6 separate regions of the Homo sapiens genome follow, and regions 1, 2, 4, 5 and 6 are each linked to region 3. The links are chromatin loops, found by intact Hi-C in ENCODE. Cell type or tissue: endothelial cell of umbilical vein. All regions are shown on one strand. Region 1 overlaps CRTAM (cytotoxic and regulatory T cell molecule). Region 2 has its middle 35 kb from the start of SNORD14E. Region 3 has its middle 21 kb from the start of TRK-TTT2-1. Region 4 overlaps MIR100HG (mir-100-let-7a-2-mir-125b-1 cluster host gene). Region 5 overlaps UBASH3B (ubiquitin associated and SH3 domain containing B). Region 6 overlaps UBASH3B (ubiquitin associated and SH3 domain containing B).

Region 1 (5,000 bases), 270 kb before region 3:
TCTTTAGCTATAATTTTGAGTCATACAGAGCTATAGCCGTAAAGGTGGAGAACTGCCATTTCCCCCTTCATAGTAATTTTTGTAGATGGCTTGAACAATTGCTGAAAATTAAGAATGCATTTTTTTCGACATTGTTGGTTCTCCTATTGAAGAACCTGAATGTCTTTAGGAAGCTTTTAGATACAGGCTCATCCCCCACATGCCCTATGCTTCAGTTCTACTGCTGGAGGTGGAGGCGTGGGGTGGGGATGACTCACAGAGGGGTGGGGGTGGTTGTGTAAGGTTACTGTACAGCTCGGTCTGTAGGTCCATGAGTCTTACAGTGCAGCTTCTGCAATGACTACTTTTGGTTTGGTGAGAAAGTGACCCATGGAAAGTTTGTGGTAGTCAGAGGGGGCCTGTTAACCGCAGCCACAGCCCCCACAGGGCATCACGGCAGCTTTCCCACAGTGAGGTTCTCCTAAGCAAGCTTGCCTTTCAGCATCAGCGATTTCGTCTGATAAAAGAGCTTTTTCAATAAATGCATTGTCATCCAACAGTTTCCTCTTTCACTGATGTGAGTAATTCCTTATACTTTAGGATTTGATTACACAGAGAAGTACCTTGTAAAACAGTGAAACTCAGAGTCCTACTAATTGCAGACTTCTTACAGGACTCATGCATCTTAAAGGATACCTCTTGGCTCAAAGAGTTGTGTACAGTTTTAAAATTATTTCTTGGACTTTTGGGGAAAGAATCATAGAATAGAGGTTCTGAGAATGGAGGCAACTCCTCTTCACATTTAATATTGGATGTTTAAAATGGTGTTCAACTCAGAATATTAACATGGTTAAACTAAAATCTTCAAAGCAATTATAACAATAAAATAAATCTAAACAGGAATTATGTCTTCATGTATCTGTGTGTTTCATATTCACATAAAATGATATTGACAATTTAGGTTTATTTCAGCTAACATTATCTCCTTCTGGGTCAAGTACAAAGATGCAGTATGATTCATATGATTACTCCAAAAACACAACAGCAATAAAACGATTTAAAGTCATTATCAAAAAGCAAGCATGACACTATTTGCATATGGCGCTGTGCTAGGCTTTCTGCTCAACTGGGGTTCTTTTGAACATTGGAATAGTTGGAATTCCGTCACTCACCTGGAGAAATTTCAATCAGTACAGGAATTTGCTATTAGGAAAGCTTTGTTGGCAGTAATCTTAATCTGAAGGACTCTGCCCACTGCATTTAATTTTGTTTGATAGTGTAATATTAAAGTAAATCAAAAATTATTCAAGAGAATCATTAGTTCTTCTTACCCAAATCTTCAAACCGGAAGGGTGCTACTAGTTTTCTCCCTTGCAGGCCTCTGTGTCGGATAATGCAGTCCACCGTTGAATTTTTGCCATAAGTGTGGATTATGAGAGTGCTGGTAGTATTACATTTCTTCCCATCAGTTTCAAATTCATGGAGCGTTCCACCTATGTAGCAATTTGAAGAGGTTATGGCTATTTAATGCTACTGGATGAGGTTGGTTCTATTAGAGGCCAATGGCCTTGACTTCATGGCAAACATTAGATTTCTAACCTCATTCTAACCTCAGCCAGTTCCCTTGTATAGGCTTGGTTCTGGTCACAAAGGCAAACAGATGAATGAGAGTAGATGATGGTTTTCTACAAACTTTTCACTACTGGAAAAAAAAATTCAAAGCTTAAGAAGGACAGCTTGATGTTGTTATGAAACACAAAGATCCAAGACCTTATTCTGGTTATATGAATAAGGCGAATTAAAGGGAAGTCTTATAATGAAGTAGAATTGGCACTGCCCTGGGAATCAGATCTGGGTTTAGGTCTTTTCTCTCTAGAACTCCATTTGGCCCTCAGTGTTCTCAACTGTAAAGGGTCCTTTGCAACTCTAAGAATGTTGATTACAGGCCGGGCGCAGTGGCTCACGCCTGTAATCCCAGCACTCTGGGAGGCCGAGGCAGTTGGAACACCTGAGGTCAGGGGTTCGAGACCAGCCTGGCCAACATGGTGAAACCCTGTCTCTACTAAAAATACAAAAATTAGCTGGGTGTTGTGGCATGCACCTGTAATCCCAGCTACTCCAGAAGCTGAGGTAGAAGAATCGTTTCAACCCAGGAGGCAGAGGTTGCAGTGAGTCAAGATCGTGCCACTGCACTGGGAGACAGAGTGAGACTCCATCTCAAAAAAAAAAGATGGTTGATTACATAGATATCAAAGGTAATGTCTGTTGAAATGTAAGCAAACTATAAACAGTACCCAGACACCATAATTAATTAGTTATTCTGTTTCAAAGGCTCAACCTTTAGGTGCTTTGTTACAAGAATATTTTTAATCTGTTCTTGTGGGTATGACACAATATAGTACTATACAATATAGGGAAGATCATATCTGTTCCAATTATATGTATTATGTTAAATATATTTTCGATTTTATATCTGGGAAAAAGTTTATGCTCACAGATATTATACTTCTTCTTTTTTTTTTTTTTGATAGAATTTTGCTCCTGTTGCCCAGGCTGGAGTGCAATGGTGTGATTTTTGGCTCACACCACAACCTCCACCTCCTGGGTTCAAGCAATTCTCCTGCCTCAGCCTCCTGAGTACAGGCATGCACCACCAAACCCAGCTAATTTTATTTTTAGTAGGGACGAGGTTTCTCCATGTTGGTCAGGCTGGTCTCGAACTCCTGACCTCAGGTGATCCACCCACCTTGGCCTCCCAAAGTGCTGGGAGTACAGGCATGAGCCATTGTGCCTCGCCTGAGATATTATACTTCTGTATTATACTTATTTTAGACAATTTTGTGAAATTTTAAGAAGTCATTATAGTTCACTTTAGATTTTTACCTGTTTTAAACAAAAACATTTTCAATATCTATGATTAGCCTTTCAAGATTAAGGCATAAAATTGATTGGTTGTAAGAATAACTTGTCTGGAAAAGAGCTGATGAAATATTAAATGATGTCTTCTGGCATTGTCTGCCACTAGAGGGTGCCAAAACATTTAAAAATCCCCTGGAAATTTGAGTAGGAAGGAAGACAAAGAGAACCATTTCTCCCCTTACCGGACACTTCCATGCTATTCCCAAGTAGCCAGGTTATCTGCGGAGGGGGCTTGCTTCTCATGGTGGAGCACATGAGTACAACATGTTCTTCTCCATTTTGCTTTCTGATAACTGAAGCTTCCAGGATTGGCTTGAAAGGAGTTGCTAGAACAAAATGGATTTTTCTGTGTTAATTAGATATGAGTCTGCATATCTCAACAAAGCACAGAGGCTAATAATCTGTAGGTGATTGTTATAGGGTATACTCTAATTAATGGGCTTTCTTTTTTTTTTTAGACTTAGTCTCCGTCGCCCAGGCTGGAGTGCAGTGGCACGATTTCGCCTCACTGAAACCGCCACCTCCCAGGTTCACGCAATTCTCCTGCCTCAGCCTCCTGAGTAGCTGGGATTACAGGCACCCGCCATCACACCCAGCTAATTTTTGTATTTTTAGTGCAGATGAGATTTCTCTGTGGCCAAGCTGGTCTCGAACTCCAGACCTCAATTGATCCGCCCGCCTCCACCTCCCAAAGTGCTGGGATTACAAGTGTGAGCCACTGCGCCCGGCCCATATTTTTTAACTTAATCTCTTCCAGAATACAGTCATGTTAAAGGGCTTTCATGTGCTTGCAAAGCTACTTTGGCTGAAGCCAGAATGTGTATTACTCAGTGTGTTGTTAGTCTCTGAAAATTCCCGAACAAGCAATGTAGCAACAATTCTTAAAATGTGGTATATGAGGCCGGGCGAGGTGGCTCACGCCTGTAATCCCAGCACTTTGGGAGACCAAGGCAGGCAAATCACGAGATCAGGAGATCGAGACCATCCTGGCCAACCAACATGGTGAAACCCCATCTCTACTAAAAATACAAAAATTAGCTGGGCATAGTGGTGCACGCCTGTAGTCCCAGCTACTCGGGAGGCTGAGGCAGGAGAATCGCTTGAACCTGGGATGGGGAGGTTGTGTGCAGTAAGCCGAGTTTGCGCCACTGCACTCCAGCCCGGGCAACAGAGCAAGACCCCATCAAAAAAAAAAAAAGGTGCATTTATCTTATAAAGGGCATGTTCGTCCTTTTTCTTTATACTTCTGTCTTGGAAATACTTTTTAGTTAGGCTTGCTTCTTCCTGTTTCCCATTCTACTTCCACTTCAGTCCAGAACTGAGCTCTTCCCCATTTACTTAACTCACCCATCTGCCATCAAGACCTTATAAAGGCACTTCTTAGCTCCAAATATACATTAGATGTGTTACTTGTTGGCAATACGAAGATGAAAAAGGTATGATTCAAGGAGCTAATAGTCTGGTGTGGCTTCAGCCCCTAAACTGTTAATGAAAAGATTATGTGTTGAGAGCAATGACAGAGTATACATGGGGTGTTATGAGAGCCCAGAAGGGCACACAAGCAGCTGAGCCAGGATGTGTGCTCCCTTACAAAAAGACAACGCTGAGCTGAGTCACAATGGTTCTCAAACCCCTCCCCGAGAGCCACTCCTTCTCAGCTACTTTCCCATCATGCCTTTACCGTATGGCAGGCACCACACTGCAGTAATTCAACAGGAGAAGTCTAAGACATTCATTTGTGTGATATGTGAGATGATGTTACTTAGAGATCAATAAAAAGCAATGTTTTTAATCGATCTGTTCTGCCACAAAAAACAAAACAAGTAAGGATAGACATACTGGACACAGTTGACCATCTGTAGAACTGAGTAAGTCCCAGGTAATTAGGAGGCTGTCACTTCCTATCCGCACCTCCCAATCCCGCCCTCCTACAGAAAAGAGGAATTGTTTGGCAGAGAGGATTTGAGCAGATCAAGCAGTGCAGCTACATCTGAATTCATTCTATCTTAGGATTTGCTGTCATGAGGTTCCACTTCATTTGCATACATGTTTTTCTTCCTGAGCTGGTGCGCAAACTCCTTATGGGCAGAGATTGTGCCTAA
Region 2 (5,000 bases), 440 kb before region 3:
TTAAGCTGGGACGATGTCTCAGTTTTTCTTTATCTTTTCCAACCTTGACACCTTTGAAGAGCAGCTGTCAGTTATTTTGTGGAACATCCCTCCATTTGGGTATGTCTGCATTCCTTGCAGACATTAAATTCAGGTTATGCATTTTTGGTAAGGATACCACATAAGGGATGCCATGTCCTTCTCAGTGCATCATATCAGGAAGCACACAATAAGCTTTAATCTTGGTTAAGGCTATATATGCCACATTTCTACATTGTGAAGTTATGACATTTCTCACTGTAATTAATAGGCATCTCATGGAAAAATACTTAGAGACTAAATAAATATCATGTTTCTGGTAATAATTTCATCCATGAATTTTAGCATCCACTGATACGTTCTTGAAAAACAATTTTTACTGTGATCTTTGCCATTGGTGACTTGCTATTTGCATCACTCCTTCTGCATTTATTAATTGGAGTATTACAGTAAGAAAGAACTTTCCTTTCTTCCTCATTTATTTGTTTATTCAATTTTTTATTTAAATAAGTATGGGCTCATGAATATTGCTTTTAATCTGTGAGTGAACATTATTATCTTTTAAACATTTTTGTTGTTCAGATTGTCCCAGATCTAGGAGTCTTACCAAGTTGGCTTGTGTCATTTCAACATGTGTCCATCATTTTTTGAGCACTTCCTTAGTTACTAGCTCCACAAGATGTCCTAAGTTCATTCTGTTCTTCCCTGCCCCAGCCGTATAATCAGCTATCTGTTTAAGTAGACCGGGTTCCTTTTTACTGGAGAATAATATTTAGAAAGAAAGATCTGCAGTGAAATCCCGTCTCTACTAAACACACACACACACACACACACACACACACACACACACACACACACACATTAGCCGGGCGTGGTGGTGGGTGCCTGTAGTCCCAGCTACTGGAGAGGCTGAGGCAGGAGAATGTCGTGAACCCGGGAGGCGGAGCTTGCAGTGAGCCGAGATCACGCCACTGCACTCCAGCCTGGGCGACAGAGCAAGACTCAGGCTCAAAAAAAAAAAAAAAAAAAAGATCTGGGCACTAGATGCTTACTGCTACTGGGGTGTCATTGTTTCCTCCCTCAGTGATCAGGGCTAGGAAATATACGTATGTGTACACTTAAACATGTCTTTACTTATTTCCCTGTCTCTCTATTAAAAACTATGACTTTGCCGGGTGCAGTGGCTCACGCCTTTAATCCCAGCACTTTGGGAGTCCGCGGTGGGCGGATCACGATGACAGCAGTTTGAGATCAGCCTGGCCAGCATAGTGAAACCCTGTCTCTACTAAAAATACAAAAATTAGCCGGGCGTGTTGGCGCACTCCTGTAGTCCCAGCTACTTGGGAGGCTGAGGCAGGAGAATTGCTTGAACTCGGGAGATGGAGGTTGTGGTGAGCTGAGATCTCACCACTACACTCTAGCCTGGGCAAAAGAGAGACTCTGTCTGAAAAAAGAAAAAACAAAAAACAAAAAACAAAAAAAACCTATTATTTTATATTGATACCTCCAGTTCCATTCCAGCTCTCAGGGTTCATTCTATTATTTCCCTTTCTTGTTTTTAATTCCTTTCTCTGACAGTAAAAAATTCGGTGGTTATTATTCACAATGTATTTACTTATTTGTTCAACACTAGATTACACATAAAACAGTTTTAGAATTTCCAACCTACAGCCTTGTGAAAAACAAATTTATTAAATACAGTAAAATTTGTGTGCTCTTTGCGTTTAGAGTACATAGTTAAATAACAGTCCAAAGTTACTTAATTCTTTTTTCTCACCTCTTTTATTGTGGTTATGTTATAAACCTGTAATAAATTGAATGCATTTTTTTTTCTTTTGAGACGGAGTTTCGCTCTTGTTGCCCAGGCTGGAGTGCAATGGCGCGATTTCGGCTCACCGCAACCTCCGCCTCATGGGTTCAAGCGATTCTCCTGCCTCAGCCTCCCGAGTAGCTGGGATTACAAGCATGTACCACCACGCCTAGCTAATTTTGTATTTTCAGTAGAGATGGTGTTTCTCCATGTTCAATGAATATTTTAAAACATAAATAGTATTTGTAAAAATATATTGAAAAACACCATATATATGGAACTGTCTTGCAGACAACTTGAAGGCTTGGAGAAATATCTCCAGGCTAAGTACTCCCAAGCCTGTAGGAGGGTTAGAACCCTCATCTCTTCCTACCTTACTCCTTTCACCGGATGTCCTTATCTGTTTCTGTATCACCTGTTTCCTTAGTCCTGTGGGAAGACATTCTCACAAGTGCTTTAAAAGTCCTGAACTTCACTCTAACCCACCTCCACTGAAGTTTCCATTGGTTTGGCCGCAGGTCAAATAAAGCCTTTTTGTTCCTTTTTTTTTGAGACGGTGTCTCGCTCTGTCGCCCAGGCTGGAGGGCAGTGGCGCGATCTCGGCTCACTGCAACCTCCGCCTCCCAGGTTCAAGCAATTCTCCTGCCTCAGCCTCCCGAGTAGCTGGGACTACAGGCGCACGCCGCCACGCCCAGCTAATTTTTTGTATTTTGTTAGAGACGGGGTTTCACCGTGTTGTCCAGGCTGTTCCCGAACTCCTGAGCTCAGGCAATCCGCCCACCTCGGCCTCCCAAAGTGTTAGGATTACAGGCGTGAGCCACCGCGCCCGGCCTTTTTTGTTACTTTTAATACCACTTTTGTCGCTGGGGAGTTTTCTACGCTATCAGCCCTACCTGGATCAAAGATCTCACTGCAATCCCTTTTCCTTTTCGCTTGTGCTGAAGATGGCCACCAGGTGGCACTTTAGAGTCTCCTTCGGCCCCATTTTGAAAGTCAGCTGCTTGGATTCGGTTGACTTTAGAAAGCAACGTATTCATGAGATGGGAAGAGATATTCTAGTTGCTTTTTAATTTTAGTTAAGAAATTTCCTGCCATTTAGGTCCAAGCAAAATGAAAAAAAGGAAGCACATTTCAGCCTCTGTCCTCTTCTTTGCCTAGGAATCTTGAACTCCTTCCATCTTCCTTTATAAAACTTCTCTCAAGGAAAAACAAACATACATATTTGTTGATAGCCAAAGCGGGTTTATCTAAGAGTGACTGAGCTCCTTGGTCTATCAGCCTCTGCAAAAGAAGCTCAGACAGGACATCAAGAGGCTGGAATCCAGGTAGAAACTCCACCACTGACTCTCAGTACTTCCTTGAGTCATTTAGCTTTTTTGGAGCTTCAGTTTTCTTATGTGTAAAACAAACGGATTGAACTCCATGCTCTCAAACACAAATCCCTCAGATGCCAGGTGGATACCATAAATCTATGAAGAGGCTGAAGAGGGGTTTAGGACAACAGGATCTTGTATCGACTAAACTAGAATTACAAAATGCATGCTCTATGAAATGCATTCAAATTTAAATTTTTAAAAAAAGATTGAAAAGACCAAACAAAATACCTCTGGGCATTGAAAGTGTTCAGAAAGCTCCTAGTGTGCAGTTTGTAGACTGGAGAATCTTTATCACTGAGGTTTCTTTTCTTTTCTTTCTTCTTCCTTCTGTCTCACTCTGCACCCAGGCTGGAGTGCAGTGGTGCAATCTTGGCTCATTGCAGCCTTGATCTTCCAGGCTCAAGGGCTCCTCCTGCCTCAGTCTACCAAGTAGCTGGAACTACAGGCACGAGCCACCATGCCTGGCTAATTTTTGTGTTTGTTTTTTTTTGTTGTTGTTGTGTTGGATTTTCACAGTGTTGTCCAGGCTGGTCTCAAACTCCTGAGCTCAAGCAATCCATACGCCTCAGCCTCCCAAAGTGCTAGGATTACAGTTGTGAGCCACCGTGCACAGCCTCACTCATGCTCTTCTATCTGTTTGAAATATTAGCCACTACCCCTGTTCTCCATCACCTCTGCATAACTAAATCCTAATTTTTTTCTTACAAAACCCACTCAAATGCCACTTACTCAAGGATGTTTCCCTTGATTTGAGTCTTTCTAAATTAAAAGATTTTTTTCTTTCTTCTGAATTCCCCTCCTTTTGGCCCTTATTGCTTTTTTAACTGTATTATTTATGTGCTGGTCATCAGTCTTTCACTACATATTTACTTTTAAGATCCTTGAGAGCAGAGTCCATGTCTAATTAATTTTATGTCTCCAACATCTGGAAAATCAGCCAACAAATATTTATTGAGTACCTAGTTGATTCATGTTTACGTGATTTTAGGCACTCAGCACAAAATTGTGGAGACTTAATAAGTGTTTGCTGAATTAATGGTATTAAATGGCCAGCCAGGATAGCAAAAATGAGAAAAGAAGATACTACCAAATGTTAGTGAACATGTGGAAGAATTGGAAATCTTATACTCTGCTGGCCCCTATAATCTTTGCACTCCAGTGTGTTCCAATCACTTTTTCACTTTTTTTTTTTTTTTTTTTTTTGCAGACAGATTCTCTCTCTGTCACCCAGGCTGGAGTGCTGTGGCACAATCTCGGCTCACTGCAACCTCAGCCTCCCAGGTTCAATTGATTCTCCTGCCTCCGCCTCCCAAATAGCTGGGACTACAGGTGTATCCCACCATGCCCAGCTATTTTTTTTTTTTTTAATTTTTAGTGGAGATGGGGTTTTGCCATATTGGCCAGGCTCGTCTTGAACTCCTGACGTCAAGTGATCTGCCCACCTCGGCCTCCCAAAGTGCTGGGATTACAGGTGTGAGCCACCATGCCCGGCCTCCCATCACTATCTTATGTTGCATGGCAAGAGGGATTTTGCAGATGTAATTAAGTTTACTAATCAGTTGATGTTACAATGGGAAGATTGAGCGGGCCCAATCTAATCCTATGAGCCGTTTAAAAGCTGAGAGTTTTCTTCAGCTGGGGGCAGAAGAGGAAGTCAGAGAGATTCAAAGCTCAAGAAGGACCTGATGCATTGCTGCTGATTTAACAATAGAGGGAGCCCCTGGGCCTGAGTGTGGCCTCTGGAAGCTAAGAGCAGCCCTCAGCTAACAGCCTGCCAGAAAATGGAGACCTCAATC
Region 3 (5,000 bases):
AATAAGAGAGGACACAAACAAATGGAAAACCATTCCATGCTCATGGATAAGAAGAATCAGTATCATGAAAATTACCATACATCCCAAAGTAATTTATAGATTCATTGCTATTCTCATCAAGCTACCATTGACTTTTTTTTTCACAGAATTAGAAAAAACTACTTTACATTTCATATGGAACCAAAAAAGAGCCCAAATAGCCAAGACAATCCTAAGCAAAAAGAACAAAGCTGGAGGCATCACCCTACCTGACTTCAAACTATACTACAAGGCTATAGTAACCAAAACAGCATGGTACTGGTACCAAAACAGATATATACATCAATGGAATAGAATAGAAGCCTCAGAAATAACACCACACATCTACAACCATCTGATCTTTGACAAACCTGACAAAAACAAGCAATGGTGAAATAATTTAATAGGTGTTTTCCCAGCACCTATTTAATAAATGGTGCTGGGAAAACTGGCTAGCTATATGCAGAAAACTGAAACTGGACCCCTTCCTTACACCTTATACAAAAGTTAACTCAAGATGGATTAAAGACTAAAATGTAAAACCTAAAACCATAAAAACCCTAGAAGAAAACCTAGGCAATACCATTCAGGACATAGGCATGGGCAAAGACTTCATGACAAAAACACCAAAAGCAATTGGAACAGAAGCCAAAATTGACATATGGGATCTAATATAACTAAAGACCTTCTGTACAGCAAAAGAAACTATTATCAGAGTGAACAGGCAACCTAGAGAATGGAAGAAAATTTTTGCAATCTATCCATCTGACAAAGGTCTAATATCCAGAATCTACAAGGAACTTAAACAAATTTACAAGAAAAAAACAAACAACCCTATCAAAAAGTGGGCAAAGATATAAATAGACAATTCTCAAAAGAAGACATTTATGCGGCCAACGAACATATGAAAAAAAGCTCATCATCACTGGTCATTTGAGAAATGTAAATTAAAACCACAATGAGATACCATCTCATGCCAGTTAGAATGGTGATCATTAAAAAGTCAGAAAACAACAGATGCTGGTGAGGATATGGAGATACAAAAATGCTTTTACACTGTTGGTGGGAGTGTAAATTAGTTCAACCATTGTGGAAGACAGTGTGGCAATTCCTCAAGGGTCTGGAACAAGGAATACCCTTTGATCCAGCAATCCCACTACTGGGTATATACCCAAAGGATTATATATCATTCTACTATAAAGACACATGCACATGTATGTTTATTGCAGCACTATTTGCAATAGCAAAGACTTGGAACCAACCCAAATGTCCATCAATGATAGACTGGATAAAGAAAATGTGGCACATATATACCATGGAATACTATACAGCCTTAAAAAAGAATGAGTTCATATCCTTTGCAGGGGCATGAATGAAGCTGGAAACCATCATTCTCAGCAAACTAACACAGGAACAGAAAACCAAACAGGGCATCTTCTGACTCATACGTGGGAGCTGAACAATGAGAATACATGGACACAAGGAGGGGAACATCACACACCCATGGCTGTCAGGAGGTGGGGGGCAAGGGGAGGGAGAGCATTAGGACAAATACCTAATGCATGCGGGGCTTAAAACCTAGATGATGGATTGATAGGTGCAGCAAACCACCATGGCACATGTATACCTATGTAACAAACCTGCATGTTCTGCACATGTATCCCAGAACTTAAAGTAAAATAAAAATAAAAAAAAGAGAGAGGTTATACATATCTCTCTGAGTGGCTGAAAAGAAAAAAAAAAAGATGAGATTTGGTTGGGGACACAAAGTCTAACCATATCAGAAGAGAAGAGGATGCTGGAGCTTAGCTCAGTTACTCTGAAAATTTCCTTAGGCCAAGCTGAGGAGGTAGGGGGAAAACAGTACCTCGATATTTCCTTTTTCTGTCCCTGGGTCCTTTCCTAGGCTTTGTGCTCCCGGCCCAGAGGCCAAGACGAGAAAGGAATGGCAGGAAGATTTGGGACTTTTTATGCAGCCAGTCAAGTAAGGTCATTATGAGTCTCTTGCCCAAATAATAGCAGGGCCCTAGGGTAATTCTTTGGTTCCTAGACGCATGAATGGTCTGCTGTATTAACCGGAGCTGGAAGATGGTAAGTTTGGAGAGCAAGTGCTCACATGCTGTGCATCCGGACAAGACTGTGCTTCCGTGACTAAGGTCTATGAATACACCGAGCACGTGGTTGGGCCTGACACCCGTGTCAGGTACTGGTAGGAGCAAGCAGTACTGTGTAATGTAGTTCTTTGAGAGGAAGATCTCAGCCACCATCAGAAGCATAAAAAGAAGGGTTTTGTTTGCATTAAGTCTGGAAAGAAACAGTTCACACCACTGGGTGGCAGTATGGCGCGCCTCTTTGTTTTTCCTGAGTGGCAATACTGTATTTTCCAGACTTACTAAGGAACCATGTTCCTCTCGGCCATATATAACTACCCTTTGCTTCCTGTCCTGCTCCCTGTGTCTCTGTCCCTACGCATTCTGAGCGTCAGCTGTGTGTGTGTGTGTGTGTGTGTGTGTGTGTGTGTGTGTGTGTGGTTGTCGTTGTCAGTGGTGATTTAGGAGAGGAATAAACATTTCCGATCAGTTCCGTCTTCTTTCCACACATTGACTTTCTGTACCTCTGAACTGCTGGGTTAGGTCCTTGTTAAATCTTTATTAATAAAGATTTATAGTGAATAATAATAATTTAAAAAAAAACCGGCAAGCCTACACACAACACTCTTGGGGAAGTTCATCTCTAGACTGAGATGTAAAATACTTCTGCTGAAAATATTCTTTGGGGGAAAAACCCTAAAGACAAGAAGGGACGTATTCTTTGAAAGATGAACTGGCGCTGCTTTCCCAGGGCAGAGGCAGAGGCGGAGGCAGCAGCAGACGGCGCCAGAAGTTACCTGCAGAGCTGCCCTGCCATCTGGTGGACAAAGGGGCACCTGCAGCTTGCAAACCGAATTGCAGGGCTCCCAAGATTTTAACATTTTAAATTTTTTCCACACCTCACCTGGATCAAGATTTTTATGAATTATTAAGCAAAACGAGAGAACTATCAAACTAGCAAGCAAAAAAGCCAATAAAATCCCTGTTATATATAAAGTTTCGGTGCCGCAAAAGAAATAGCACTCGAATATAAAATTTTCTTTTAATTCTCAGCAAGGCAAGGTACTTCTATAGAAGGGTGTGCCCTTACAGACAGAGCAATGGTGAGCGCACACTTGGACAAGGGATGGGAAGGGGTTCTTATCCCGGTCGCACGTGGCCCCTGCTGCTGTGTCCTTCCCCTATTGGCTAGGGTTAGACCGCACAGGCTAAACTAATTCCGATTGGTTAATTTAAAGAGAGTAACGGGGTGAGTGGTTTGGCGGGGAAAAAAAATGGTTATGCAGGGCGGAGAATGAGTCAGAGAGCAGCAGGTAGCAGGTAATCTGAATAAGTCAGGGTGGAGCAGGTGATCGGAATGAGTCAGGGTGGAGTAGATAATCGAAAAAGGTTGCTTTACGAGGAAGTTAAGTTTAAAAGTAGAAGGCAAAGAATTGAACATACTGACATATTGATTCTTTGAAGAGAAATTTAGAACTTATATCTAACAGCCCGAATAAATAAATAAAGACAATGCATGGTTGCCAGCTTTTTCTTTTGCTAATATTTTAAAAAATTGCATCTATGTTTGGCGTCCTCTTACCTCTAAAGGGCAATAACTTCCAAAGAGCTTGTGTATGGAAGCTCCAAAAGCGAACGAGAAAGTGTTGTTTTTTTTTCCCCCTGAGAGAGAGAAAAAAAGGACAACCCTTTTAATTGAATATTTAGCTTAATGGAATGATTATTACATCTTTCTTATTTTTATAATTCTGTTATAAAGGGGTGAAAAATTTATCAAGTTTCGGTAGTGGTCTAAGGATTGATATTTGAGAACCACTGGTCTAAAAGACTTCATGCAAATATTTTATAAATATCTGAGAACTCTGAAATATTTCAGCATAGGGACTTGGAGTTAAAGCACTGTATTCAATGTATTCAAAATGGCCTTTAGGGCCCATTTTAAAGCAAATATTTTATTAAAAATTGCCATTATTTCACTTTTTTCTGAGTCTTGCGGATTCTTACTGGCCTCTCACATTTGTTTCATCTTTTCCTGGCTTGGGAGGCCATTGCCTGATTTCAGCGTCATCACAGCACTTTCCTGAGGGCTGCGTGTTTCTTAGGTTGTCTCTGTTGATTGTACAAATTAAGCTTGGGCACCTACCACTTGGTATGTGTGTCCTTATAAAGTGCATAATGTGCTTCAGCAGCACGTATACTAAAATTGGAACACTACAGAGAAGATTAGCATGGCCCCTGTGCAAGGATGACACACAAATTTGTGAAGCATTCCTTGTTTTTTTTTTTTAACAAATAAAAAGGTACGGCTGGGCACGGTGACTCACGCCTGTAATCCCAGCACTTTGGGAAGCCGAGGCAGGTGGATCACGAGGTCAGGAGTTTGAGACCAGCCTGGCCAACATGGTGAAACCCTGTCTCCTAAAAATACAAAAAATTAGCCAGCCGTGGTGGCGGACGCCTGTAATCCAGCTTGTAATCCAGCTACTCGGGAGGCTGAGGCAGGAGAATCGCTTGAACCTGGGAGGCGGAGGTTGCAGTGAGCCAAGATTGCGCCACTGCACTCCAGCCTGGGCGACAAGAGTGAAACTCCATCTCCAAAAAAAAAAAAAAAAAAAAAAAAAAAAAGATATGAGCTCTGGATCACATTTTTTGAGTTTGAAACCATCTCAATCATTTACTATGTGACCTTGGAAAGGTAATTAATCTTTTTGTGCCCATTTTTTATAAGAATTTGACTGACAATTGCACTTGATTGTGAAAAGAAAGATTCTAAATCCTTGGGTTTCCTGAGCAATAGAAATGTCCTCATTATTCATGAGCCCTTTGGACCATACCTAAATTAATGCCAGTGAGATGACTCAGGTTGGGAGCTGGTCATGTCAGAAAGACCAA
Region 4 (5,000 bases), 370 kb after region 3:
ACACTTAAACTTGACTTCTATTGAATAAATACAGCCAATACAGGACAGAAAAAGAAAAAATCTCAAAATGGATCTGAAACTGACCTTAGATGACTCTTCCAGGCTGCTAACAGTGTGTGCAAGGAGTGTCACCTTTCTTCTGGAGGGCTGGGGAGAGAGGCTAATGCTGAGAAAGTGCACCTGAAGCTTTGAATGGTTGCCCTAGGGCGGGGAGGGGGCACAAGGCACGAACTCAGTGATCTCAGGAATAAGACTGCCATAGTTAACAAATGAGAATATGATATATGAAGTATCTGAGACATACTACACTAAAAAACTATTTGTTGTTTGTTCAAAATTCAAATGGAACTGGGCAGTTCTGTTTTTATTTGGCAACCCTACTTAGTTGGGAGGAGCTGTAGGGAGAGGTATCTGGGAAACCATTAAGAAGTAGAAAAAGGCCGGATGCAGTGGCTCACGCCTGTAGTCCCAGTACTTTGGGAGGCAGAGGCAGGTGGATCACAAGGTGAGGAGTTCGAGACCAGCCTGACCAACATGGTGAAACCCTGTCTGTACTAAAATTACAAAAAATTAGCTGGGTGTGGTGGCATACACCTGTAATCCCAACTACTCAGGAGGCTGAGGCAGGAGAATCACTTGAACCCAGGAGGCAGAGGTTGCAGTGAGCCAGGATCACACCATTGCACTCCAGACTGGGTGACACAGCGAGATTCCACCTCAAAAAAAAAAAAAATTAGAAAAAAAGGAGTCTCCCAGCTGGTGAGTGAATATTATAATAAAGACAACAACAAAGACACAAGCATCATTCCTGTGCCATGTATTTGGAATGAGATTTGTATAGGACTTCTAAGGGGCAAAGTGATGGTCAGGGAGGGCTCTAGATAACATCAGAACTTAGTTTTGAAGGAAACTGGAAATTCCCCCAAAAGGATGATGGTGGGAGTTGAGGAATGGCATTTCAGGCAAAAAAAAAAAAAAAAAAAAAAAAAAAAAAAACATGTCCAAAGGCATGGAGTAGTCAAACAACTGGAGTGTCCTTCTCCATGAAGCCTTTCTGGTCACATTCAGAGGGAATTCACCTTGCCTTTCTCTGTTCTGTCATCACCCTTTGTTGCAGCCTAAATCACATAGCCCTTATACTGTCTGCTACTGGGACAACTGTGATGTGGGACCCCATAGAGCTGGCAAGTGGCAGGTGGCTCATGGAAAAGACTCCAGACTTGTCTACTGTCCTAGTTGAGCAGCGAACCCAGATGCTTTTTGCAGAATATTGATTGAGAGCAAACACATCAAATGTTTCAATGATTTTTCAAGCAAAGCAACATTTTGCTATAGTGTATGTATATGTACTTAAGTAAACACTGAAAATGGATTTATATACATCAGAGCTTAGGCATCTACTTCCCACGAGAGAAGTAACAACATGAAAGTAAACCAAATGGAAAAATAAGTAATATTCTTTGCATTCCCTGAGATTTATCCCAAAGCCAACCCTTACTGCTTAAGTGGATGAGGGAAGATTCTCCATTGCATATCTCAGCAGTCTACTGCTTGTGCCCGTTATCTTTTGGAGGGAGGTTGTCTCGTATCTTGTGTGTAACGCTTTTATTCTAGCTTTTAGAATCAGCTGCTTAAAATTCCTCGACTTATGGTGTTAGGTAAATAGATAAGTAGGACTATGCTTTTTTGTCCCATTTTGGGCACACAAACAGAAGAACCTTGGATACTTACTGGAGGGGAACTTTCTCCCTTCTTCCCCCAGTGATATGCTTTGGAGGAGAACTTATGCAGAGATTGGGGCAACAAGAAGGTGCCTTCTACTAGCTTTAAGAAGGAGATAACATTTCCATTTTTTGTTTAAAAATGTTGATTTTCGAGGCTTTACTAACTGTAATAGGTGAGGTTTTTGTTGTGAATATTCTGTTTGCGTTTTGTTGCTGGAGGGAAGGAGAGGCTATTTGGAGAATGATACCTGGCTCATCAGCTGCCCTAAGGGTTCAAAGTGACTTGAGCCTTTCCTCTCCAGGAGCTCTTATATTGCTCCTGAACTTAATGTTATGTGTTGTCTTTCTCTTTCATTTTCTTTGCACATTTCCTAAAGTTCTGAAGTCCTTGACCATCGAAGGATTTTACCTAGATCTCTGACGACCTACCTTGGCTTTTCTTTACCGGAGAATTGCCCATCTATGGTTCTTTGCTCCATCTGTGCAATTTGCCCTTTTCAGGACTTGAGGACAACATGGTCGCCTTTGCCTTGCTTGGCTGTGGTTTGGGGTGGCATTAACACCATGATTTCTTTCAGGGCCCACTGAAGGTTGGTTTCTGCGCTCCTGCGCCACCTGCTGTCACCAGCTCCAAGTGCAGGCTCCCCAGTCGCCAGCCCTGGGCTCCCGGCCCCAGCCAGAGTCCAAACCTCAGACCAACCAGATGTTACTTAGGCTGCCAGATTTCTGTCTGGGCCTTATCTGTACCGTCTTCACTGGCTCACTAGATCAGAATCCCAAATGTCCCTGGATGACTTGCCTCAAGTCACGCAGACCCTGAGCTCTTTGGCCAGAAAGAGGAAGCCTGTTTGATTGGGGGTTGCTGACCAGTGGCTCCTGCCAGCTTTCTGAATGTGTGGCCAGTGGAGGCCGGCCTCTCCTTAGCAGTGAAAATGCAAATGGATTTCTTTAGAAATGTCAACAGACACTTGACACTTATCCTTTAAGGTACTCCCCAACGTGTCTCCTGACTGGGCCAAATTTAGTTTCTCCCAAATTGCTCAGAAATGGAATGTTTGCTTTTTACTTTTTAGCACTCTGGGCTTTTCTACAAACTCATAAAAGTTGGTGATTCTAACCAAGGGATCACAAGAAAGTGGGGTGCTACTTTTTATGAATTAAATTCAGTACCCCCATTATTCTCTGTTTTAGGTTGAAGATCTCTTGATGTCAGGGACTTATGCATTTGCTCCCTCTCCATCACACACAGCCTGGCACACAGTAGGTGCTTCACACAATCTTGTTAAAAGGAGCAGACTCTATCTGGTCAAAATCATTCTTGGAAGTTCTTTTCTATTTGTTTGTTAAAAGGAAAAATGGCCAGAGTTGAGACTGTGAAAGTTCATTCCTGATTTCAGACCAAAAAAAATAAAGCTGAACCTGAGAGAAAAACAATGATGAGTGCAAGTTGTGATTTCTATGATCACTCTGATAAGAATGAGGATCGTGACCGGCTGTGGTCTCCCAAGGTTTGAAAAAAGAGAAATATATGCATGCAGGAGAGAACTGAGTTAGATATGAGATAGAACTTCCTAAGAGCAGAGGTTATGGGATACCCTTATAAAATACAAATGGGGGTTTATGCTAGCAAATACTCTAGAGAGAGATACACATCCATGTAGTTCAATAAACACTTATTAAATTCCTGCATTATGCCAGCACTGTATTAGATACTGGAGTAAAAAAGATTGTAAAGTATAGTACCTGGTCACCAAGAAGACAGAGACTAACAAGCAGACAATTTCAATATAATTTCCTGATTGCTAAGAGAGAAGTATATGTGCCCAGGGTGTTGTGGGAGAATATGAAAGTGCACTAATTCAAGCTGTGTAGTCAGGGAAGGCTTCCTGGAGGAGGTAGTGCTTCTACTGAGTCTTACTATTGGGTGAGAGATATCTAGAGAAATAAATGCAGTCAGCATATTCCAGCAAAGGTGGAAAGCTAGATTAGCTGATGTACAAACATCTTCAGGTCACAGAAACTCCTTTTAGTCCTTCTGAATTGAGTCATCTGGGAAATGCTGTTGTCCCACAAGAAATGTCTTACAATTCTGGCAGCCTAAAGGGGCTCAGTTTTCTATTGCATGTTCAGCTTGTCACCTTGTTAGGACAGCCTCTTATAGACTTAGGAGGGAAAGAGTAAAAGAGGGAATCTTATTTTCATTTGCATCCAAGGATCATGATCCATTAAGCAGCCTCTGTGCTCTAACATTCAGGGAGCTGCAGGACTGGCATATCCTTGATGCATCAGATCTGATATATTTGTGTTCAAAGGGAACAAACCAACTACTACTGATAAGTTCTCTCACAGCAGCTACTTTTTGAGTTCCAACAGGTTGTTGTACCTAGCCCCATTGTACAGGTGGGGAAACTGAGGCTGAGGGGCACAGAGTCACTTTCTAGGCCCTGGGGAATAACTATTGGCTACTGCATAGTAATTTAGCTTCTTATTTCTCACTGTACCTTCCCAGGGTGGGAACCTCTGAGAGTCAATTTTCCCAGAAAGAGGCACTTTCGAAATGGCAGGCCTGTTAGTAATGGCCTGTTTCCACTGGGTATCCTGCCCATTGGGCTGGCACTATGGGAGTGGGGGTTCCCAGCCACCCCAGGGAGGTCATTCAATCCCAGCCATGGCAGCTGGTGTCCTTGGTGCCCTGGACCACCATCAGAGAACGGAATCTGCGGGAAAACAAAGAGTGCAGCCGTGGCGGCAGACCTGAGCCCTCCACGCCTGCTTGCCCAGGGCAGGTCCCAGTGGGGTTAGTGCCAGGGGCTGTGCTGATTCTCCACCCCCTTCCCGGCCCCTCGGCTCATCTGCTGGCTTTCAGAACTCCAGCCATCCTGAATGGGTCTTTGTGCGCACCCCAGGAGCTGGCTCGGAAGAGCCTGATGGAAATGCTGGACAGAGACATCTCCTCTGGATCCAGGCACAGCCCGTCATGGTGCCATCTTGCGGGAGTCAGGCTTTTATTGTTTCACCACGTTGCTCTATCTGGGAGTGGGTTGGGACCTGGTGAATGGGAGAAATATTCTGCACCCCTGACAGTGGGGTCATGGGTAGGGCCGAGGGGATGGCAGCACCTCTGTCACTTTCCCACAGCTCTCTTTCCCACGGTCAGTCTTTGCTACTTTGCCCCCCTGAGATGATTGTGATAATATTAATAACAAGAGGCATCGTTAATGGTCACTCCCGAGGTGCCAGGCATTGTGCTGAGGGTTTCATTCCATTGAATACGTG
Region 5 (5,000 bases), 210 kb before region 3:
CACCTGGCCCCTTCTTGTCTTTTCTTTCCCTTCCCTCTGGTGCTAACAAGTGGTAAAGGCTTTAGCTAGGAGATATTTAGAAACAGGACAATACTTTGGCTTCAAGTTTGTGAAAGAGGATTTATTTTATGAATATTAGGTCTTGTTTTAATTTTATTCTGTGCTAACCAAAATCTCAACATGTCATATTTTTAGATACCAGAGATAAATCCCAACACCTCATACTTTAATGCTATCCTCATAAAATCCACTTCTTTAAAAAATTTATTATTATTCTTAATTTAATTTTTAGAGATAGGGTTTTGCTCTGTCACTCAGGCTGGAGTGCAGGGGTGTGATCATACCTCAGTGCAGCCTCGAACTCCAGGTCTCAAGCAATCCTCTTGCCTCAGCCTCTCAAAGTGCTAGATTATAGGTGAGAGCCATCACGCCTGGCCTGGAATCCAGTTATTTTGTCTACTGGATTAAATCCAAACACCTTAATATGGTGGCCAAGGTCTTCCATGAACTTGCCTTTATCCATCTTGCTAGCCTCATCTCTGCCTTGCCTCACAATTTATACTCTAGACACAAGACACTTTGTTTCCCCTGCATTCCTGAGGCTGTTTCTCAAGCCTAAGACTCTTTATGTGGTCCCTCCCACTGAGAATGCCATTTCCTCACTCCTATTCCTTCTTTGCCCAGCTAACTTCTACTTCAGCTCTCAGCTCACCTCTTCACTCTTAGATGTCTTTTTGTGTTCCCATAATATTCTGTGACCATGCATAGCTCTATGCATATCACTATGTCTGGATGCATGCAATCAATACATACACATTAGTGCATAGCTCTATGTATATCATATTGTATGATATTTATCCACACATAAGTTTGTTTCCCTGACTCACACTTGGGTTCCCCTAGTCCAATACCTTGCACAAAGTAAGTGAGCACTAAATATCTGCTAAGTGACTGAACAGAAAATACTATCTCCCCGTGCCAGTAATGGAATGGGCTTGCAAAGAGCTAGGCATCTTCAAAGGATCAGTTGGCCTTTACAAATTCAGCAAGTCCAGGGTCCATCTTCTTCACTCTTGTCCTCTTCCACAGCCATGTTTGGCAGATGCTGCTGTCTTGAACTAGAAGCTGACCTGTCTGCTACATCCAAGAGTGAGCACAGTAACCCACGCCATTACTGGATCACGTGCTCCTCAATAAGGACCACACCTCATTCACTTTGGTCAACCAACCCAGGGCTGAGCACAGTGTCCTAAACTTAATGGTTGTGTAGTAAGTTCCTTTTGAATTGAGGAAACTTGTAGGAAAGTTATAGAAACCCACAGGAAGTGTCTTGCATATCCATGGTACCAGTGTTTTGAAGGAGGAGGCAAGAAATGCCTGGAGTGCAGTCACTCCAGGATACTTACCCACTAGTCTTGCTTGCATGCATCCAAACACAGTGATGGGAGCATCTTTCTCGTAATCTCGGAAACCACCACTCCGCTGAGGTAAACTATGAGGCATGTTCAGGTTGGTGCGTATGTAGCGGCCTGAAAAACAAAGAGGTTAGACAGAGGATACATACATTTCTTGTTTACTTGGGACTCCCTTACTGATCCTGACACTCTCCACCCCCATTCCTTCTTGGCCAAAGAGATCACACTGAGCTCTCTGGAGCTGATAGAAAATATCAAGGCTGACATTTTGTTTCATAAAGTGACTTGGAATCCACTTTTCCATTCTACTGACAAAAGTGACATGAGGTAGTTTCTCAGTGAAGGTAATAACCAGGCACTTTAAAGCAGGTGAGATTCCCTGGTTAAGCAAGCCTCTGTATCTTCAAATGCTACTCAAATGAAAATGGAACCGAGCGAGCCAGGGAGATTTAATGGCAGGAACTCTGGCCATAGGATCAGGGCACGTTTCTGCTGCTGACTTTGCCATATGACCTGGGGCAAGACATCTGTCTTCTTTGGTCCGTGGTATCCCAGTTTATAGAATGGGGACAAGAACACTTACTTCTTCTCTAAAGCTCAAGACAATCAGGAGGGGCTTACACATGACAGACATCTTCTATAGTACGCAAAACTATGAATGACTCCATCTAGATAACTGTAGCTTGACTGTGCCGCCTAGAGGCCACTATGGGTATGGCAGTGCTGAGCAGGCCCACCACCAACTCACCTTTGGCATCGAAGCACTGGGACAGCCAGTACTTCCCAAACACAACATCCATCCTCTCACCATGCCGACACACAAAAAGGCATCGCTTCTGGGGGCCGGGCTGGCTGTTGACCCTCAGCGGCTGCAGAGAAAGAAAGGCTATTAGTGAAGACACACATGGCAAAGTGGACATGTCTTGGAGCCAGGTGCCAGGTGAGCTGAGCTCTACTACCAAAGTTCTGCCAAGGTATGACTTGGTGAGGACAGTAAGACTCGTCCTACAGACCTCATAAGTTATTTGGAGGCTGGAATAAGATAAACTGCATGTGCTTTATAAAATAGGAAGGGTTATGAAAAGGGCATTATTGTTGCTACGGCTGCTCTTTGTAGGAGTAGCATTTGGCCATTAAAGTGGCCACTAAAATATGACGTCCACTTTAAGTTACAGCTCAGAGGTAAAACTAGCCATTCATGTAGAGAGAGCCATCTAGTGGGGCACCTTCCCCCCAAAAAGGGGCAATTCATCAACTTCTTCAGGGAGTGAGGACTTCTGTGATCACAAATGTGTCTACCTCTTCTCTAAAGTGTGTGGACAGACCACATGGTCCTCATGGTCTGCTCCAGTAATGAGACCCTGTTTTCCTATTCTAATCACTATGTAGCCTCTGCTGTCTGACTATATATATGATCCCCAAAATGAGACAACTGCTACCTCTGGGTGATGACATAGGCAAATCTAGTCAAAGGCTTGTCCAAATGACTTTGGCTTCTATAACTGCTGGATGGAACCTTACAGCTGTTTCTGCATTCCGTCTTTCTGATGCAGTCAGCTTTTCCAGTTTCCTTAGCGCGGGCCAGCACTTCACATTTGCTTCTAGTTGCCCTGACGTGGTTAATATGTGGAACGGTGGCATGATCCTTCCCATCTCTTTTCCTGTTGTTCCTTAATTTAAATCCTGGGCTCCAGCCACAATGGTTACTCTCTTGATCCTCAACATGCTTGAACTTTCAGCTTGCCTCTATTTGTACTGTTCAACAACGACTCCCTGCCTCCTTCCATCTCCAACCTTCCTTGAAAAAGTTAACACATACTGAGCACTCATTATATGCCAGTTATGGTGCTAAGAGCCTAATTTTATTATTTTCTTTAATCTTTGTAACAACCTACAAAACAGATACAACTATGGGCATTATTCCTACTTTAGAGATAAACTCTCCTCCTATCTCTGTGGAACAACGTTCCTTATGAACCTAGGTTCAAATGCTGGAAGTAACTGTCAGTACTGCTCATCTGACTCTTCCTAGCCTTGAATTTTTGTATATCTTTTATAATTTGGTGTACTTTCTTCCCAAGAGATCGTGGAAGCTTTGGAGACAGCAAGGGCAAGGCCTCATGCTTAATAAATAGGTTCTCAGTGAATCCTGGTTAGAGTTGGGGGTGTGACCCTAGCAATCAGCCTTACCTGCATGGGCTGGCAGATGATAGTAAGAGGAGTCGTCTCCCCGAGCCCCTGGTCCTCATAAGGCCGCCTCTCCAATACTCCATCCCCAAACGTGAGAGAGTTGGATGACGATGTATTTAAGATTGAATAAGAACTGCAGAGGAAGATAAGGAAGGTGTTAACTGCTCTGGCCAGCAGTCATCAGCACTTCCTCCTGGGCTCAACAGGAGTGTGGGAGTTAACTCAAAGCCCTCTGTGGGTAGCACAATGATGGGGGATGCTGAGCAGGAGTGGCCTCATTCCTAAGGGAAAAATACCTTGTTTTATACTGAAGTCTTGCAGTTAATAAATTAGAGGTAGGCCGGGTGTGGTGATCACACCTGCACTTTGGGACGCCGAGGCAGGCGGATCACCTGAGGTCAGGAGTTTGAGACCAGCCTGGCCAATGTGGCGAAATCCCATCTCTACTAAAAATACAAAAAATCAGCTGGGCGTGGTTGTGCGTGCCTGTAGTCCCAGCTGCTAGGGAGGCTGAGGTATGAGAATCTCTTGAACCTGGGAGGTGGAGGTTGTAGTGAGCCAAGATCGCACCACTGCACTCCAGCCCGGGCGATACGGCGAAACCCCGTCTCAAAAAGAAATAAGAATAAAAATAAGTAAATAAATAAATTAGAGGTAGATGGATTTCTGCACTGAGGACAGATATATTCATTCCTTTGGGCAGGGATGGATCCTAGTGATTTTGTGCCATGCATGGTTGGCACCAAAGACAAGTTCAAGAATAACAACGTATCAATGATCTGTTTGCAGCTATTTTTCTGGTTCAAAAGAAATCTACGATCCCTGTTGCCTTTAATATTTCCCGTGGTAATTTCCATCTGAAGTGAAGAGTGATGGGGGGTATTTTCACCATCTCCACCTCAGCCAGTGGCTCCTAACAGTCAAGGAAACTTTGTGCCAAAGTCCCCTATTCTACCCTCTTCGGTCTCCAAACCCTATCTCCCCCTCAATCACGCCTCCAACAAGATGATTACAAATAGAATTATTTCAGAGAAGACCATTCTCACCAGACGTTTAGAGCTGTGAGCCAAGAACTGTCATTTCTGAGTGTAACACTATAGCTACAGAAGCCTAAAAGAGGTCTTGCTGAAAGGAAGACAGTCAAAACCTGCCAAGCTTAAATTATTGTCAATAGTTAAGACTTCCACAAAGCTTTATCTAATAAACATTGCAATGTAAATATGGTTGTTAGGCAAATCCAGTGAACATCTTTGGAATCACTGAGCAGAGTCCAGGGGAAACATTTAAATTTTATAGATTTCTTGCTTCTTTACAATTTGGGTAGCCATCCATCCCAGTTTGCTCCATATACTCCTGGCTTGCATCTGTTGATGAGGCAACCCGTTTAGGCTACCA
Region 6 (5,000 bases), 200 kb before region 3:
ACAACATTTAAAAATTCCAGTATGCTCCATGGTACTTTGCATGATACAGATACACAGCAAATATCTGTTGATTATGTCTTTGCAAGTGTTTTTGTTTTTTGTTTTGTTTTCTTTGGTATTTATATGTTCTTCAACTCACCTAAGGTCAAAATGATGTCTTCCATTAACACCATAAATTTATATAATATTAAAAATTTTCCAATATATTTTTTATTTATTCTCTCCCATTTCATTTCTTTTTTGCTGGAGTTGGATTGGCAGGGGAGACAGAACTAGGGGGATGTTACCCAGATGAACCACTTGTGACCCAGAGAGGAGGGAGGCAAGCTGGAAGCCTCCCAGTGAGGCAAGCAGAGGCTGGACACAATCCTGAGCCAACGGACTCTCTGTTAGGTGCTTGCTCCATTTTTCCCCTGTAGGTACCCATCTCCCTGCAGCAGCGAGCTGCTGATTCTGATTGCATCCCTGCACCTGGTAGCTTCTGGAACCACAGTGAGACATTACCTCATGGTTAGCAAATCGGATATCCCGAGAAAATATGGTAGCCACCCAGTCACACCCTAGCTTGACGTCAATGTTCTGGGCCAGTTTCTCTAGGGTGGGTAGGTGGCTGGCTTGGAAGTGGTAAGCCAGGGTCACATGTAGCTGCTTCTTATGAGGTTCCACATGCACTTCTGGAAAAAGGAAGAAAAAGGTCAGTAATTAAAAGGTGGTGATGATAGCAATGGTGAAGACTTAAGGAAAGGCATAGAAAGGTACCCTGAGAAATTCTGCTTCCCACATAACAAAGAAGACAAAAGACGTTTCTCTCCTTCACAGCAGTAGAATAAGGGGGTAAGGGGATGGCAAGAGATTCCGAATCAAGCCACTGTTCAAGAGATAGCCACCATACGGCTTTCCTCTAGGAGCTGCGGGTCAGCTGAGGGCAGTCCTTTTAGTTAAGTCCTTCTCACAACATTCCAGTTGGTGGTCACCAGCCCCACCTTTCAGAAGAGGGCACTATGACCTACAGTGATGAAATAATTTGTGTAGAAATACAAAGCATGTTTTATAGCTGCGTGACTCCCAAAGCTCTATTCCCTTCATTTTGGAATCACGTGTCTTAGCTTCTGGGTGAGATTGATGGAGAAATGAGGGGAAAAGATGGATATTTTCAAAGTTTAATGCAGGGTTTCTCTCAACAGCATTTTGGGTTGAATAATTATTTTTTGGGGGGGGTGGCTGTCCTGTGCATGATGGGGTGTTTCGCAGCATCCCTGGCCTCTACCCACAAGACGTCAGCAGCACTCTCCAAGCTGTAACAATTGAAAATGACCTCAGACATTGCCAAATGTACCCTGGGAGACAAAATCACCCTTAGTTGAGACATACTGGTTTAAAGTATACAGACTGTTATTCTAAGATATCCCAAGAGACAAAACAAAACAACCCTACCTATAGGAGGGAATGGCTTTTTTTTCTCTCTCTGGTACTTTTTTTTTTTTTTGAGACAGGGTCTTTCTCTGTTGCCCAGGCTAGAGTTAAGTGGCATGATCATAGCTCACCACAGCCTCCACCTCCTGGGCTCAAGTGATGCTCCCACCTCAGCTTCCTGAGTAGCTGGGACTACAGGTGTGAACCACCATGCCTGGCCTCTTTTGTATTTACAATGAGGGAGAATCATCTACTGTACAAACTAGAATAATGAAGAAGTTGCAACTAGAAGAAATTAGGGAATTTGAGAATTTAAGGAACTTGGTCAAGTCACACAGAGAATTAGTGGCCCAAGATAGAACTAGAAATTGAGCATTTCGGTTTTAAGTACTTTTTCTTTTATACTGCATTGCCTTTCTTTGGTGTAAGCCCCATGAAACAAGGTTTTTGTCTCTCGCTTACACTGTATCCTTACTCAGCATATCATGCAGGTTTTCAGTACTTGTTAAATGAATAAATGCACATGAATGAATCTCCCTTGACCACTTCAAATGGAGGAAGACACTAAATCTACTTGATGATATCTGGTCCTGCCAACAACTGGAGAATACCAAGTTCCAGGGCAAAGACATGGTGGCCGGCTTCCCATGCTGGGTAATAAGGAGCGGGACCAGCTAAGCTGCGCAGGGTCATCCAGTTCTCCACATCCCCACCAGGGGGCCACACAACAGCAGAGAAACGAAGCCGGCCAAGTTCTTCATGACAGCAGGATCTTGGAGAGGAATTGGCTCCACCCGCGTCCCACAGGGAAAGCTGGGGCTTCGACTGCTGCTCACTCAGTATGCACTCCAAGAATCTGTGCGGCCCTGGCTGAGGCTTGCTTTTCTCATTTGTGAAGGATTTGGGTTTTGCGGCTTTGACATTAGTTTTGGTCCTTGTGGGGATTTAGTGGTTCTGACAATAACTACTGTGGGATGAGAGAAAGCCATTTCCTTGAGATTGAGGGATAAGAGCAGGAAATAATTTGCCTCTCAGTTATGCTCTTTCTCTGAAATATTAAGCTCCTATGAAATGTCAGGCTTCACTGAAGTCAGGACCCGGAGACTAGTCCCGTCGCTGAGGGAGAGGAAGAGGTGGGGGTGGGGGTTGCAAAGTCTAAAGAGGACCCCTCCCCAGGTACAGAGGGGTCTTAAGGTCCTTGTGTTCCTTCCGAGAGCACTGTGATCCTGCAGTGATACTGAGCCCCGATCCCACTCATAGGTCCCAAGTCCTGTGTGGTGCTTTTCTGGTAAAGAGGAATATGGAACAAAGGGCCTGAGATGGTGATGAAAATAGCAGCAGGGAACAATGGCAGGTGAGGGATAGGCCAAAGGCCAAAAGGCTAAGGAGCAAACTGCGGCCTTGCTCAGGTCTTCCCCCTCTCTGGCACTCCCTAAAATTAGGGGTAGGGGAATTGTACGTCTCCTCCAGCTTTGCACTCAGCACTCGGCTTCCACTGTGCATCCTGCACCATCCACTCTGGTCAGGGCAGCCTCCCCACTGTCCTCTGCTCACACCATCTCATGCCTGCCTGCCTGTGCTCCTGCCACCCGCCCGCCTGCAGGCCTTTCCTCCATTGTCCTGATCAACATCGTCCCAGGGCAAGTTTCCTTCCTTCCGTGAAGGTAGAACCACCCCTTTCTCTTTTCAGAGCTGATGTTACACAGGGCCTGGCCGGGAGAAACCACTTCTTGTTCTCTTCCCTGTAGCACTCCTCATGTAGGAGAAATCCTCATAGTAGGTGACCAGTAAGTACCTGCCAATTGTGATTTCATGCTGGAGCGAGCCAAGAGGCTCTCCCCCCACCAGATTGTCTGTCTGTTTCCCTGCTGTCATTGAGCTAAGTGAGCTTGTCCACACCTGTAGTCAGACAGGAGAGCTTTGCAAACTTCTCCCTCTTTTCACCTCCATCGTGTCTCCTGCCTTGAGCACCCCCTTAAGCTAATTCCTTTGACAGGAAATCTCAGGTGTCCTGAACTAAGAGCTCCCATGAGAAGAGCAGGAGACATTTGGAAGGGGTTACATTTTTAGACAGACTCTTGGGGCTTGGGGTCCTGTCTAATGGTTTTCAGCAAGTTGAAGGGTATTGGTTCAGTGGATTTTATTGTGATATAATACGAAGTGCTTCCACTCTTCTCTCTATCCTCTGCTACCCACTGAGAAAAGATCTGGATTGTCATGGAGTGAACAATGAGACCCAGATAAACACCTACATGGGCGGGAGCTTGGGAGGGAGAAAGGATGTTTCTTTAATTCTGAATTAGGAGGAGATGGTGGTGCTACAAAGAAATACATTTCTAGTTCAGTATGGAAGTCATTTGTGAAACTTCAACTTGGGTGTTAGGGAATAAGCCTTAGACGGTCTCTCCAGGTCAGCAGAAGAGGGGTTGAACGTTTTTACAAGGGAGCAAGACGTGGGGTGCTGCAGGAAAAGGCTGTTTTTTTGTCACACGTCCATTCCTGCAGGGTCCTCCACCTCCTGACCCCATCCTGCTCCTCTACCACTATTTCCTATCCTTTTTCCTTTCCAACTCTTTGATTGACAGGGCCCAGGGCTGGCCTGGCAGCTGTTTGCTCACCGGTTTTGGATGCAGCCTCTGCAGCAAAGTCAGCAGCAAACTTCTTGAGGACCTCCGCACTGTCTTCCTTTACAAAGAGGCCGATGAAGTTGGACGACGTATAGAGCTCCAGGGGCAGCGGGGCCGAGAACTTACATTTCCAGCGACTGACCGTGGTCTGCAGGGCTTCCCCCAGGGCATCCACCTTGCTGTCCTCGCACTGGCAGGGAAAACAGGCAGTCTTCACTCAGAGACAAGGGGAGATGGAAGTCTGCTGCTACTTAACATTGGCATCCTCTCCCCAGAGACTGGAGGAGGCTGATAATGCAATTACTTAACCACTACCCCTGTCTGTGGGGAGAGAGGAACTGCAGACTTCCAATTATTCAGACACAGATTACCCAACTGGTGGATTAATGTGGGGAACACATGACCTCTTCCCTCCTTTCCTTGCTGTGAAGTGGCCCCCGTGAACCCAGCCAAAATGCTGCAGGACTGGTTGAGCCGAAAGCAAGAAAGGGGAGCGAGATTGGGGAGATATTGGTCAAAGGACGTAAAACTTCACTTAGGAGAAATAAGTTCAAGAGACCTATTGTACAGCACAGTGACTATAGTTCATCATAACATATTATATGCTTGAAAATTACTAAGAGAGTAGAGTTTAAGTGTTCTCACCACAAATGCCTGATAAGCATGCGAGGTAATGCATGTACAATTAGCTTGATTTAGGCACTCCACAATGCATACATATATTCAACCATCATGTTATACGCCATAAATGTATATAATTTTTATCAATTAGAAAAAAATCAGGCTGGGCGCAGTGGCTCATGCCTGTAATCCCAGCACTTTGGGAGGCTGAGGCGGGCAGATCACTTGAGGACTGGAGTTTGAGACCAGCCTGACCAACATAGTGAAACCCCATCTCTACTAAAAATACAAAAATTAGCCAGACATGGTGGCGGACGCCTATAATCCCAGCTACTTGGG

Evidence for each region. A loop is a pair of places that touch in the nucleus more often than their neighbours do. Peaks named below come from ENCODE experiments on the same cell type or tissue, not always from the same donor. Only the 100,000 strongest peaks of a DNase experiment are listed, where the experiment ranks them.
Region 1: it touches region 3 in a loop (12-fold over the local background); 54 of 110 quality-filtered maps call a loop at or near these places.
Region 2: a loop joins it to region 3, with 6 times the contacts of the local background. A loop is called at or near these places in 18 of 110 quality-filtered maps.
Region 4: it touches region 3 in a loop (9-fold over the local background); 4 of 110 quality-filtered maps call a loop at or near these places.
Region 5: a loop joins it to region 3, with 11 times the contacts of the local background. A loop is called at or near these places in 58 of 110 quality-filtered maps.
Region 6: a loop joins it to region 3, with 14 times the contacts of the local background. A loop is called at or near these places in 60 of 110 quality-filtered maps.

The regions. Positions count from the first base shown.
Region 1 is chr11:122,852,167-122,857,166 of GRCh38, reverse strand. CRTAM (cytotoxic and regulatory T cell molecule) reads right to left here. Exons shown (of 10, transcript NM_019604.4): 4 at 3,081-3,224; 5 at 1,311-1,472. Among named protein-coding and RNA genes, the nearest start is that of CRTAM, 16 kb to the right of the region's middle. RefSeq lists enhancers at 442-651, 4,566-4,625. In endothelial cell of umbilical vein, a CTCF peak has its summit at 3,010 (motif pointing right); a DNase peak (open chromatin) is centred at 3,016.
Region 2 is chr11:123,021,088-123,026,087 of GRCh38, reverse strand. No RefSeq gene overlaps it. Among named protein-coding and RNA genes, the nearest start is that of SNORD14E, 35 kb to the left of the region's middle. In endothelial cell of umbilical vein, CTCF peaks have their summits at 2,777 (motif pointing right) and 4,909; a DNase peak (open chromatin) is centred at 2,827; H3K27me3 peaks cover 267 bases.
Region 3 is chr11:122,578,593-122,583,592 of GRCh38, reverse strand. It overlaps the pseudogene RNU6-592P. Among named protein-coding and RNA genes, the nearest start is that of TRK-TTT2-1, 21 kb to the right of the region's middle. In endothelial cell of umbilical vein, CTCF peaks have their summits at 2,349 (motif pointing right) and 2,930 (motif pointing left); DNase peaks (open chromatin) are centred at 2,402 and 2,802; H3K4me3 peaks cover 559 bases; H3K27ac peaks cover 588 bases.
Region 4 is chr11:122,212,934-122,217,933 of GRCh38, reverse strand. All of the region lies in intron 2 of MIR100HG (mir-100-let-7a-2-mir-125b-1 cluster host gene), which reads left to right. Among named protein-coding and RNA genes, the nearest start is that of MIR100, 63 kb to the right of the region's middle. RefSeq lists an enhancer at 2,235-2,284. In endothelial cell of umbilical vein, a CTCF peak has its summit at 2,346 (motif pointing left); a DNase peak (open chromatin) is centred at 2,363.
Region 5 is chr11:122,793,440-122,798,439 of GRCh38, reverse strand. UBASH3B (ubiquitin associated and SH3 domain containing B) reads right to left here. Exons shown (of 14, transcript NM_032873.5): 7 at 3,606-3,738; 8 at 2,164-2,284; 9 at 1,407-1,529. Among named protein-coding and RNA genes, the nearest start is that of CRTAM, 43 kb to the left of the region's middle. In endothelial cell of umbilical vein, a CTCF peak has its summit at 2,122 (motif pointing left); no DNase peak of the experiment used is centred here.
Region 6 is chr11:122,778,727-122,783,726 of GRCh38, reverse strand. It overlaps UBASH3B (ubiquitin associated and SH3 domain containing B), which reads right to left. Exons shown (of 14, transcript NM_032873.5): 4 at 4,032-4,230; 5 at 505-674. Among named protein-coding and RNA genes, the nearest start is that of CRTAM, 57 kb to the left of the region's middle. In endothelial cell of umbilical vein, a CTCF peak has its summit at 2,124 (motif pointing right); a DNase peak (open chromatin) is centred at 2,156.